Linked DNA regions of Homo sapiens: regions 1, 2 and 3 are each linked to region 4. The links are chromatin contacts, found by Hi-C or POLR2A ChIA-PET in ENCODE. All regions are on one chromosome and are shown on one strand. The core of a region is the stretch at or near the end of the contact, and the rest is flanking DNA. Distances in the headings are between cores, read along the strand shown. Region 1 holds the start of WDR41 (WD repeat domain 41). Region 2 holds the start of AGGF1 (angiogenic factor with G-patch and FHA domains 1). Region 3 holds the start of HEXB (hexosaminidase subunit beta). Region 4 holds the start of POC5 (POC5 centriolar protein).

The links. A loop is a pair of places that touch in the nucleus more often than their neighbours do. ChIA-PET counts read pairs that join two places held with the same protein, here RNA polymerase II (POLR2A). Pooled maps may share reads with other maps.
Region 1: a loop to region 4 is called in a map of psoas muscle, with 14 times the contacts of the local background. The contact joins the promoter of WDR41 here to the promoter of POC5 in region 4. A Hi-C loop is called at or near these places in 3 of 168 maps with a recorded cell type or tissue (CD4-positive, alpha-beta T cell, naive thymus-derived CD4-positive, alpha-beta T cell and psoas muscle) and 12 of 50 pooled maps.
Region 2: a loop to region 4 is called in a map of CD8-positive, alpha-beta T cell, with 5 times the contacts of the local background. The contact joins the promoter of AGGF1 here to the promoter of POC5 in region 4. A Hi-C loop is called at or near these places in 3 of 168 maps with a recorded cell type or tissue (CD8-positive, alpha-beta T cell and naive thymus-derived CD4-positive, alpha-beta T cell) and 14 of 50 pooled maps. POLR2A ChIA-PET finds 5 or more read pairs at or near these places in 1 of 52 experiments (activated T-cell).
Region 3: a map of B cell shows a loop between it and region 4 (18-fold over the local background). The contact joins the promoter of HEXB here to the promoter of POC5 in region 4. A Hi-C loop is called at or near these places in 2 of 168 maps with a recorded cell type or tissue (B cell and heart right ventricle), 1 of 37 single-sample maps with no recorded cell type and 11 of 50 pooled maps.

What each region holds. Positions count from the first base shown.
Region 1 is chr5:77,491,014-77,493,713 of GRCh38, forward strand. WDR41 (WD repeat domain 41) reads right to left here and starts at 1,303. Exons shown (of 13, transcript NM_018268.4): 1 at 1,157-1,303. The coding sequence starts at 1,207. RefSeq lists an enhancer at 765-1,688 and silencers at 809-1,028, 1,469-1,608.
Region 2 is chr5:77,029,062-77,031,761 of GRCh38, forward strand. AGGF1 (angiogenic factor with G-patch and FHA domains 1) reads left to right here and starts at 1,343. Exons shown (of 14, transcript NM_018046.5): 1 at 1,343-1,915. The coding sequence starts at 1,706. RefSeq lists enhancers at 1,001-1,580, 1,220-1,569, 1,581-2,160.
Region 3 is chr5:74,683,861-74,686,560 of GRCh38, forward strand. HEXB (hexosaminidase subunit beta) reads left to right here and starts at 1,373. Exons shown (of 14, transcript NM_000521.4): 1 at 1,373-1,699. The coding sequence starts at 1,401. RefSeq lists a silencer at 1,061-1,400 and enhancers at 1,085-1,585, 2,091-2,140, 2,201-2,250, 2,261-2,350.
Region 4 is chr5:75,716,177-75,718,876 of GRCh38, forward strand. POC5 (POC5 centriolar protein) reads right to left here and starts at 1,261. Exons shown (of 12, transcript NM_001099271.2): 1 at 1,130-1,261. LOC441087 (a long non-coding RNA gene) reads left to right here and starts at 1,256. Exons shown (of 3, transcript NR_149046.1): 1 at 1,256-1,408. RefSeq lists an enhancer at 657-966.

The sequences.
Region 1 (2,700 bases), core at 53-2,552, 1.8 Mb after region 4:
CAGGCCTCTGAGCCCAAGCTAAGCCATCGCATCCCCGGTGACTTGCACATATACGCCCAGATGGCCTGAAATAACTGAAGAATCACAAAAGAAGTGAAAATGCCCTGCCCCGCCTTAACTGATGACATTCCACCACAAAAGTGAAAATGGCCGGTCCTCGCCTTAAGTGATGACATTACCTTGTAAAAGTCCTTTTCCTGGCTCATCCTGGCTCAAAAAGCTCCCCTGAGCACCTTGCCCCACTCCTGCCCGCCAGAGAACAACTCCCCTTTGACTGTAATTTTCCTTTACCTACCCAAATCCTATAAAACGGCCCCACCCCTATCTCCCTTCGCTGACTCTCTTTTCGGACTCAGCCCGCCTGCACCCAGGTGATTAAAAGCTTTTATTGCTCACACAAAGCCTGTTTGGTGGTCTCTTCACACGGACGCGCATGAAAGTTCTTGTGTGGCATACGAAATAAATTTGGGACCTCAAAATTTCCAAGACTGCAAAAATTATTTTATTCACATTTCAAATGTAAATTTCATTACACACGGTCTATTCAATTATTCGGGCCCATGAAGAAAGTGTGACTATGAAACCAAAAACAGCAGTTAATTAGAAAATCATGTTCTTGACCTTGAAGCAGATTACTTTTTAAAAATAATTATATCCTTTTTCGGTTGTTGGATAAGTAAATTAATTTTATATTCCCTGACCAAGTATCAGTAGACGCCAGGAAGAGACACCAATTCAAATAAACCAAAAGTGGAAAGCTGCGGTCACAACTCGTTCGTTTCTAGCTAAATCGTATACTTTTTAAGTGGAAATGAAGATAGTTTCGGTAGCCAGAAGCCCTAAGTTGTCACAGGTCCCAATAGGACTGCTGACCAGCTGAGCGTCCCTGAGCCAGGATCTCACGATTCAGCTAGCCGTGGGACGGGGCCGGGGGTCTGCAGCTCCAGGGTGCGCCTGGGGTCCCGCCGGGTCTGAGGAGCTCCGGCTCCCGCGCCCTCCGCCCCCACCGTCGTGAGAACAGCGCGTGGCACGAGCTCAGCAGCCAGCCCCGCCTCCGCCCGGGTCCCCGCGGTCGGAACCCAGGAAGGCCGAACCGGAACGAAGCCGCCCCTCCAGCAAGCTCGACGGACGCAGAGCAGACCCACCCGGGGTTTACCTCGGCCAGTCCCTGCGGTTCTCGGCCTCCCCCGATCAGCCATCGCAACATCCGGGCAGCGGCGGCGTCTTGCCCGGTCCAGCCCCAGTCAGCCCAAACTCCGCCCCAGGCTCGGCCTCCTCCTTCCTCCCCGGCTGCAGCGCAACTGAGACGCTAATACTTCCCGCCCCAGATCAGCCCACGGGCCGAAGGAATGCAGACCACAGTTGAGGGAGAATTTTTGTCCCCAAAGCGCTCCCGTACCCAGCCACGGAGGCTTAGTTTGGGCAGTCGCTTGGGGTGCGGCGGCCGACGGCGGGGGCGGCTGCGGCGATTGCGGGGCGCGCGCTGCTCCGAGTGAGCACGCGCGGGAGCGCCGCCGGGTAGCGCACGGAGCTTAGGTAGCTCGAGCGGCCCCTGGTGGACGCGCGCGGAGCAGCAACCCGACCCCGGCGAGCAAGCGCGCACGAAGAATAATGCCCCTCCCTGTGACATGGCTTTAGTATCCTCCACTTCCTAGGGTACCAGGAAATCTCCCCTGCTTTCCCAAGAGCTTGCTGAAGAAGGTGTACCGCAGTAGACTTCTGCATCCAGACAAATCCAGTGGCTCATGTGTACAGCCGAATAAATCCGGCCAACATTTACTGTGTGCTATAGTACAGCTACTGTGCTAAGGCTTTACATAAATCCTCATGGTAAACCTATATCCTCTATTTTACACATCAAGAAACTAAAGCTCTGAATGATTAGGTAATTTGTCTAAAGATAACAGCTAGGAAGTGGCTACATTGGTAGTGTTCTTGACCGTATGCTATATTAACATAGAATCTCCCTAAAGAATAGAAGGCAGTTCATATACCTTTTTTTGACTACTACATTTTCTTAGGTAGTCAAAGGGCTGTGGTTATCTATGCTGACTGCATATCAGAATTACCTGGGTAGCTTTTGAAAATGTAGATTCCTGGCTTCCACCTCAGACTCATTAAAATAATCTTTGTGGTTGGGACGTAGGAATCGGGGTTTTGGGAAGGCTCCTCAGGTGATTCTGATGAGTAGCAAGGTCTGAAAATCACTGGTCTAGGAACTACTTATACATATCATGTTTGCAAAAGTATAAATATATATATTTGCATATGTATTAGGTTCAAATAATCCTCCTAGCAGTAAATTGTTGTAGGGAATCTACAAATGTCCCAACTAATGCATTAATTCAGCAAACATGTATTGGACACAGATGCACTAGAGAAGCAGAAAGGAATCACATAAAATGCTGCTCTGGAGGGACAAGGCATAATGTCCCAGTCACCAATAAGAGAGAGCCATACATCCCACTTTAAGCTAAGTTGGTTGTGAGCAGCTACACAAACTTACAGTCCCTCTGGAACTCGGATCTCCTATAATTCATCTTTGTATTCCTTTTGAGTGCACTCGGCAAGAACACACTCCCAAGGATCAGGAGCATGTTGCCTTCTGTGTGCTAGCCCCAAATTGCAGTCTGCATACAGTTGAAGACAGACCAAAACAGAGACTATCCCCTGGGAAAGAGGGACTTATCTTTAAGTAAA
Region 2 (2,700 bases), core at 93-2,592, 1.3 Mb after region 4:
CTTTTTGCGACTCAGACCTAATGTACTTGCTCTATTTTCCCGGGGGGTCTAAACTCAGGAACCAGAAGAATGACTAAATGAGAAATAAAAGTAAAATTCTGAGCCCCTGAACTGACTGAATAGACCCATTGTTCACTACATAGAAAGCCAGTCATTGAGACAAGGAGTATTGCCAGGGAAGAAGGTTCTATTTGGGTGCTGCAGCCAAGGAGAATAGGAAATCAGTCTCAAATCCATCTCCTCAACCAACTAAAATTAGAGGTTTATATGGCAAGGGAGAAATGTGACTACATGTGAGAAAACAGGAATTAGTGAGCGGTAAGGATGAGGACTTGTTCAACAGGCAGCAGGTGGCTGGTTAGGCAATCATGATGGGTGAGGGGTATGGTGCCTCATTGTCCAGATGCAGTGATCTGGTAAGTTTCAATTCCTTGATACTATCTGGGAGGCCTCATGGTTGGTTTCCCAAGAAAGGAACTCAGATAAGAAAGATGTAACTTTCTGAAGTTTTAAGACTGGGAGGGTAAATTTCCAGGTTTATTCAAAAGAAACCATAAACATCAGTTCTATAGGACAGTTGGGCTGATTTCACACCAACCAGCATTCCTTCCTGATAAGAGACCACCAACCACAGAGAAGTTCTGGCCAATCTACCAGGGACTCACAGCGAGGGTTTTCATGTCCTCTGCTTTGCCATTTGACATCAGAGGGCTGAAAACTTCACACTGGGATCATGCTAACACCACCATTTTTTGAATATGGGTCCCATAGAGAGGCAGGAAGCTTAATTGTGCATGTGCATATTTCTCCTTTCATAAATATTCATGAATCCTCCTACAGCTCATTGAATATATTTGGCCACCCTGCTCAGCATAAATTTCTGTTCCCTTTGTCCTTCCTTCCAAGTGTCTGTTCTCAGCTTCTGACCAGAGGCTATGCTTCCAAGCCTGTCAGAAAGGCCACCCTGCAGGCTGTAACCCTTCATGAGAAATAAAGCCCTTTTCTAAATTTATTAACCTCCTCATTCTTCAGTTGACATAAGTAGAGCATCATAGTCCCCACAAATCATTTCTGGGATACTCTGTTCTTATTTGTAAAACAAGGAGATAGGAAATGCATGCTATACTAAAAGTTTGTTCAAAGAACATCCGCACGTGCAAATGTCTGAGACCAGAGGCTGCAAGCCTCCCTGTCGCTCTTAGGGCTTCGGTAGCCACATTGCCACAGCTCTCCACGCCCTCAGGTAACGCCCCTCCGCAGGCCGAGACGTCGGCACGTACACTGTCAGGTCTTCCCGCTTTCCGTCGCTTCCTGTTCCGTCTTGGTCCCGCCTGCCGCTGGCGCCGTTGTTTCCGGCTCAACTGGGGAGCTGCTGGAGCTCTTCTGGCCTCTGGTTTTCCGACTGCTTATCCGACGCTCCTCCCTCTGTCTCTGTAGCTGGAGAAGGTAGTTTCCAGGAAAGTTTTCCGGTTTGCAGGCCGCGCACATCGGGCAGGGGCCATCCTCGGTCCCCTTGCTCGTTGCTCGCAGCCCCGTTCGGCTACAAGTGAGTTTCAGGGCGTCATGGCCAGGGGCCACCGCGGCCAGCCGGGTGTGAGGCTGCCTTTCGCTGCCCGCGCGCTCCAGTGGTCTCTGGGTCCGCCGGCGTCCGTTTCGGCCTGAACGCAGCCCCTCCGCGGCGACGAGCAGTCTCGCGCCGGAGCTCATGGCCTCGGAGGCGCCGTCCCCGCCGCGGTCGCCGCCGCCGCCCACCTCCCCCGAGCCTGAGCTGGCCCAGCTAAGGCGGAAGGTGGAGAAGTTGGAACGTGAACTGCGGAGCTGCAAGCGGCAGGTGCGGGAGATCGAGAAGCTGCTGCATCACACAGAACGGCTGTACCAGAACGCAGAAAGCAACAACCAGGAGCTCCGCACGCAGGTGCGCGGTCCTCCTCAGCCCCGCGCCCCATCCAGCCCAGGCGAGGCCTTCGAAGCCCGTGATAGCCTCGGAAGGGGTCCCTGGCAGGGGCTCAGAACTACTGTAGAGTACTTAAAGTAAATAAGTAGAAGCTCAGCGCAGTTACAATTCCAAGTACCTTAGGAGCAAACCTGAGTTCAGGTTACTTGATTTAAATCAATGTCTCGCGGCTGGCGTGAATTGAACTTAAGTACTGTGGCTACATTGTCTTCATTCTCACTTGACCTAACATCCCATTGGCAGTAGGCGCATTTACTGTAGATCACATTTGAGTTTATTAAAATGCTGGACTTGAGTCAGAATCCCATCTCTGCTATTCACTGGGTGTGTGAACTTATATACCGAGTCTCAGTTCCCCATTAAATGAGAATGATAGCTCACAGTAGTAAAGGTGAAGTAAAACAAACAATTTTACAAACTTTTGAATGCTATACCTGTTTAAGGTTGCTCTTCTGGGCGTTTATCATCTTCGGCTTTCTTGTGTAAGTAGGGACGATATATAACTGCTTTTGTTGGAGACGTTAAGCAGCTTATTTCGTTTCCAAGATGGTAGGGGCAAATGTTAATACTTAAACTGTCACATTAAAAACAACCTTGGCTGGACGCGGTAGCTCACGCCTGTAATCCCAGCACTTTGGGAGGCCGAGGCGGGCAGATCACCAGGTCAGGAGTTCGAGAGCAGTCTGGCCAGCATGGTGAAATACAAAATTTAGCCGGGCGTCTCTACTAAATACAAAAATTAGCCG
Region 3 (2,700 bases), core at 123-2,622, 1.0 Mb before region 4:
CCCAGGCTGGAGTGCAGAGGTGTGATCTCAGCTCACTAAAACTTCCACCTTCCGGTTTCAAGCGATTCTCCTGCCTCAGGCTCCTGAGTAGCTGGGATTACAGGCGCCCGCCACCACGCCCAACTAATTTTTGTATTTTTAATAGAGACGGGGTTTCACTTTGGTGGCCAGGCTGGTCTCGAACTCCTGAACTTGTGATCCGCCCTCCTTCGCCTTCCAAAGTGCTGGGATTTCAGGCGTGAGCCGCCGCACCTGGCCTAATCATTACATTTCTTTGAAGTCTTTCCTTAAAGCTCTTCCACCCTCATTTTCAGAATACTTATATAGCAGATCTGTGGTTTTGGTCTGCCTAGCGTTTTCTCCTTCTGGTAAGAGAACACCTCTTCTCCCTTTGGCATCTCCAGTCCGTGTTCGTCATGTGACTTCACTGGCTCTTCCTTAGGGATGGGTTATGAAATCAAACTTGTCAGTTGGGATCCTTTATATCGGGACCCACACAGATGAGCCAAGATGTTCTCTCTCAGGATTCCTTGGGCATGCTCTGCCCCAGGGAGTTCTGATAGGAAGGCTTTATTGACCACAGCTGAAGTGCTGTTACAGAAAAGCCTAGACTTAGGAGCAAATAAACTCAGCTCTCATCTCGGTTATCTGGTGGTTGGGCTGAGAGGAGAAAGGTGCTCCTCAAGCTTGGCTTCTCCAGCTTCACCGAAGCCAGGGATCCACAGGAGAGCGCCCGTGTTGACAGCGTGAGCGGCGACCCGGTGTCGGCCTGGCGTCCCGAGCCTGTGCACTGGGCCGTTTTCTTTTTCTTTTCTTTTTTTTTTTTTTTTTTTTTGAGACGGAGTCTTGCTCTGTTACCCAGGCTGGAGTGCAGTGGTGCGATCTCGGCTCACTGCAACCTCCGCCTCCCGGGTTCAAGAGATTCTCCTGCCTCAGCCTCCCGAGTAGCTGGGACTACAGGCACCCGCCATCATGCTCGGCTAATTTTTGTATTTTTGTAGAGTCGGGGTTTCACCAATTTGGCCAGGCTGGTCTTGAACTCCTGACCTCAGGTGATCCGCCCGCCTCGGCCTCCCAAAGTGCTGGGGCTACAGGCGTGAGCCACCACGTACGGCCAGCACCGGGCATTTTTCTTACTTTAGCCATCCCGTGTTTGAGGTTGCTGTCTGGGCTCTGCTCCTACCCGAGGGCACCCCTGGAGGAAATTCTCGAGGTGACCTGGACAGGGCGGGCTGGGCGAGGACGCTCCCGGGGCCTGGAGGCGGAGTCGGGGGCGGGCGCGCGCAGTCATCTGACTCGGTGACTCACCCGCGGCCGCGCTTCCTCTGATCCGGGCCGGGCGGGAAGTCGGGTCCCGAGGCTCCGGCTCGGCAGACCGGGCGGAAAGCAGCCGAGCGGCCATGGAGCTGTGCGGGCTGGGGCTGCCCCGGCCGCCCATGCTGCTGGCGCTGCTGTTGGCGACACTGCTGGCGGCGATGTTGGCGCTGCTGACTCAGGTGGCGCTGGTGGTGCAGGTGGCGGAGGCGGCTCGGGCCCCGAGCGTCTCGGCCAAGCCGGGGCCGGCGCTGTGGCCCCTGCCGCTCTTGGTGAAGATGACCCCGAACCTGCTGCATCTCGCCCCGGAGAACTTCTACATCAGCCACAGCCCCAATTCCACGGCGGGCCCCTCCTGCACCCTGCTGGAGGAAGCGTTTCGACGGTGAGCGCTCCCGGCCCGGCCGGGAGTTGTCCTGGGGGAGGGGAGAGGCGGACCACCCCGGAGCGCTGTGCAGACCCTCACCACCCCACTGCGCAGACGAGAAACCGCCTGGGAGCTGGCAGGCGATCTGCCCAGCGCCACATGGACTGAACCCACGCTCTTGCCCCCACCCTCCTACTGCTTCTTAAGGGACACCTTGGGTGCTCAGGAACCCTGGTTTGAGAGCCGGATAGTAAGTGGAAGAGGGAGTTTGCTCTGAGGCCTTGTTGGGCAAATGGCATGGACGGAGGGGACACCGGAGCTGGGGAGGAAAGTGACAGCTCCTTATTTGAAGGACGTGCAAAGGGATAAGTTACCCGAAGGGCTTAGACAAGCTCTCTTGAGGGACCAGGAATCCCCCAAAGCTGACTGTCATTTATAGGCCAGTTTCGCCCCCTCACCTCTCCTCACATCTCCTGGTAACAGCTCAAATGGCAGAAGTCCTCAGTTTCGAGCACTGCCTAAAACTGCCCTCTCTCCTAAAATCTCTTCCATATAAAATGTGACATGTTTGCATCTGACTACGTTTCTGCGGTCAGTGGTTAGGCAGTATCCAACTTTGTTTCTCAACACCGATCATGTTGCCTGCTCTCCCTGCTTCCTCTTTTACAGACCCCTAGATAGCGCCTCTGTCTCTCTCACCCTTTGGCTGCAGACAGGGTGAGTTTTGTCATGGGAGTCAGCCAATCACACCATAGACAAGGCAGGTTCCCCTGGGGAGATGTTTGAAGACGCCACACACTGTCCCCTCAGTGTGAGACCTGTGTAGGTGGGACTGTCCTGAAGGCGTATCGTGCCCTGCAGAATTGTAATTTGGTGCTAACTGTACTGCCTCCTGGCATTCCCCAAGCCTGTCGCTGTACCCAGTGGATACTATAGAGCTTAAGTGTGCTTGCAGGACCCTGAACAGGTGGGGAGGGAATGTCAAACTAACTGAATAATGTGTTCTGACCCCAGATAGG
Region 4 (2,700 bases), core at 11-2,510:
TCACTGTGCATACACATGTTAAGTAAACTAAATCTCAGCATGACTGTCTTTAGTTAAGCCAATTAGGGAGGATAAAATAAGTGCATGTATCTGCAGCAAGGAATGGCTGCTTCACTGACTTCAAATCTACCACTGTGATAACTTGGTCCATTTATATTTTTATTCACTTCTTCCTTCAGGATTTGAGACCAGGCAGGTAACAGGGGTGGGGGGGGGGGGGTGCTGATTATTTAAAAATGAGCTAGTAAGTATGGTCAGATCTCAAAAATTGTTTCTTAATATGGACACACTGCAGACACAAAAAAACCCACCGCACTCTTGGAAAATATGCTATCTTCCATCTGCCCTGCTTTATGTCAACAAGGTATGAGTTATTTGAAACTCTAGAACAGTAGCATTTTCCTTACTGTTTCTAGGTTCAGAAACAAAGGAGAAAAATGAAAACTGCTTTAATGGGTGGCGGACGCACATTAGTTCACTACATTTTCAGTAGTCTCTAATCCAAGGTATCAGAAAACAAGATCAAAACTTTTGTGTGCTTCTCTGTTGCCAGAAACATAAAATAACATCTTGGTAATTATCTGGCTGACAGCAAAACAGGGGTCTGGGAATTCAAATGGAACCCCCAAGAGGCAAAGGAAGAGCGAATTAACATGCAAACTAGCAGCAGGGTGATGTCGCCTGTGCCTTTCACCAGGCCTAGCTGCACTCAAGGAAAGGGGCGCGCCAGCCCCTCCCCAAAGCAGGGACTAGAAGCAGAGGAGAAAAGCCATTGCAGTAAGCAAAAGGCCATAAGTTTTCTTCCATCACCTTCCGACCCAGCCTGTTTTAAGAAAAATCTTACTTAAGCACAACAGAGCTTTATACATGGTTATTTTTTCTCAACGTTTTAAGTGACCGGAACCTCTGATGACAGTAATCGCTCAGCATCCCTCACTCCTGCTCACTTCCTCTTCCTGCACGCCTCGGAGGGGAAACTTTGGGACCTTCCGGCACAACAGCTGAATCACTCGCGGTCTGGGGAAGAGCCCAGGGGGAGGAAACACGCGCCAAGGAACTTTAAATCTCCCTCCACTACTTTCGCCAGGGATGCAGGGACGCAGGATCTGCCCGGAGCGCTGCTACCCACCGTCGCCGCTCGCGACCAAATCCCGACTCCTCGCTCTGCGCCTCTTAGCCGCGTCGCAGCTGCAGTGTCAGCAAGTGCAGCCTCAGCAAGCACAACCGCTACCTAGACGGCAACCTGACAGTTTCAAACTGCAGGGAGGAATTAAGGACCGCCCTGGGCATTGGTCCTTTGTTTCAGCAATCTGCCGTTTGATTGGTCCGAGAGCTGGGGGCGGGGATTTGGGCCGCTGCCGGGAGAAGCCGGAATTACTTTGGAGAGCCCCGCCCCCTGGCTCCGCAGGTTGGTAGGGGGCGGGGTCCTAGGGAGCCCCACCCAGCGCCCGTGGGGATTAAATATTGCGCGTGCTCAGTTCTGTTCAGCGGCTGCAGGCTGCTAAGCGGCTCCGGGAGCTGATTTGGATAGAGGCTGTTGAGCAGGGCTGAAGTTGGCTAATGCCGTGTGCTGTTGGCTTTCAACAATTCCGGTAACCTAGATATGAGTCCTAATGCTTTCGTCTGCATAAGAACAATCCGAAATTCTGGGCCAGGTGTGGTGGTTCATGCCAGTAATCCCGGCACTTTGGGAGGCCGAAGTGGGAGGATCGCTTGAGCCCGGGAGTTCGAGACTAGTCTGGGGAACATAGGGAGACCCTTTCTCTATAAAAAATTAAAAACAAAAAAAAAATCTGCATCATCCACAGATCCCCTGCAACAGAATCACTTGGAGGTGCTTTTTTTTTTTTTGAGATGGAGTCTTGCTCTGCCGTCCAGGCTGGTGTGCAGTGGCACTATCTCGGCTCACTGCAACCTCCGCCTCCCAGGTTCAAGGGATTCTCCTGCCTCAGCCTCCCGAGTAGCTGGGATTACAGACGACCGCCACCACGCCTGGCTAATTTTTGTATTTTTAGTAGAGATGGAGTTTCACCATGTTGGCCAGGCTGGTCTCGAACTCCTGACCTCAGGTGTTCCGCCCACCTCGGCCTCCCAAAGTGCTGGGATTACAGGCGTGAGCCACCACGCCCGGCCGAAGGTGTTGATTCCTTCGGTCATGGACACCGTCAGGAAATCTGAATTTTTAACACACACTGCCAGTGATTCTGATGCAGGAGTCTGCAGACCACCCTTTGAGAAATTGCTAGTCTAGGCTGGGCGCGTTGGCTCACGCCTGTAATCCCAACACTTTGGGAGGACGAGGCAGGCGGATCACCTGCGGTCAGGAGTTCGAGACCAGGCTGGCCAACATGGTGAAACCCCATCTCTACTAAAAATACAAAAATTAGCCGGGTGTGGTGGCTTACGCCTGTAGTCCCAGCTACTCCGAAGGCTGAGGCAGGAGAATCCCTTAAACCCAGGAGGCAGAGGTTGCAGTGAGCCAAGATATCGCCACTGCACTCCTGCCTGGGTGATAGTGAGACTCTGTCTCAAAAAACAAAGAAAAAACCAAAATTGGTAGTCTAGTTTTAACTAATCTCAAACGTGTCAGACTTCAAGATAGAGCCTTCTGGTGAAGTATTGGCCTTAGAATCAGATCATAATTATAATCTAGCTTTACCATCTACTCGCTGTCACCTTGGATAATACTACTCACATACT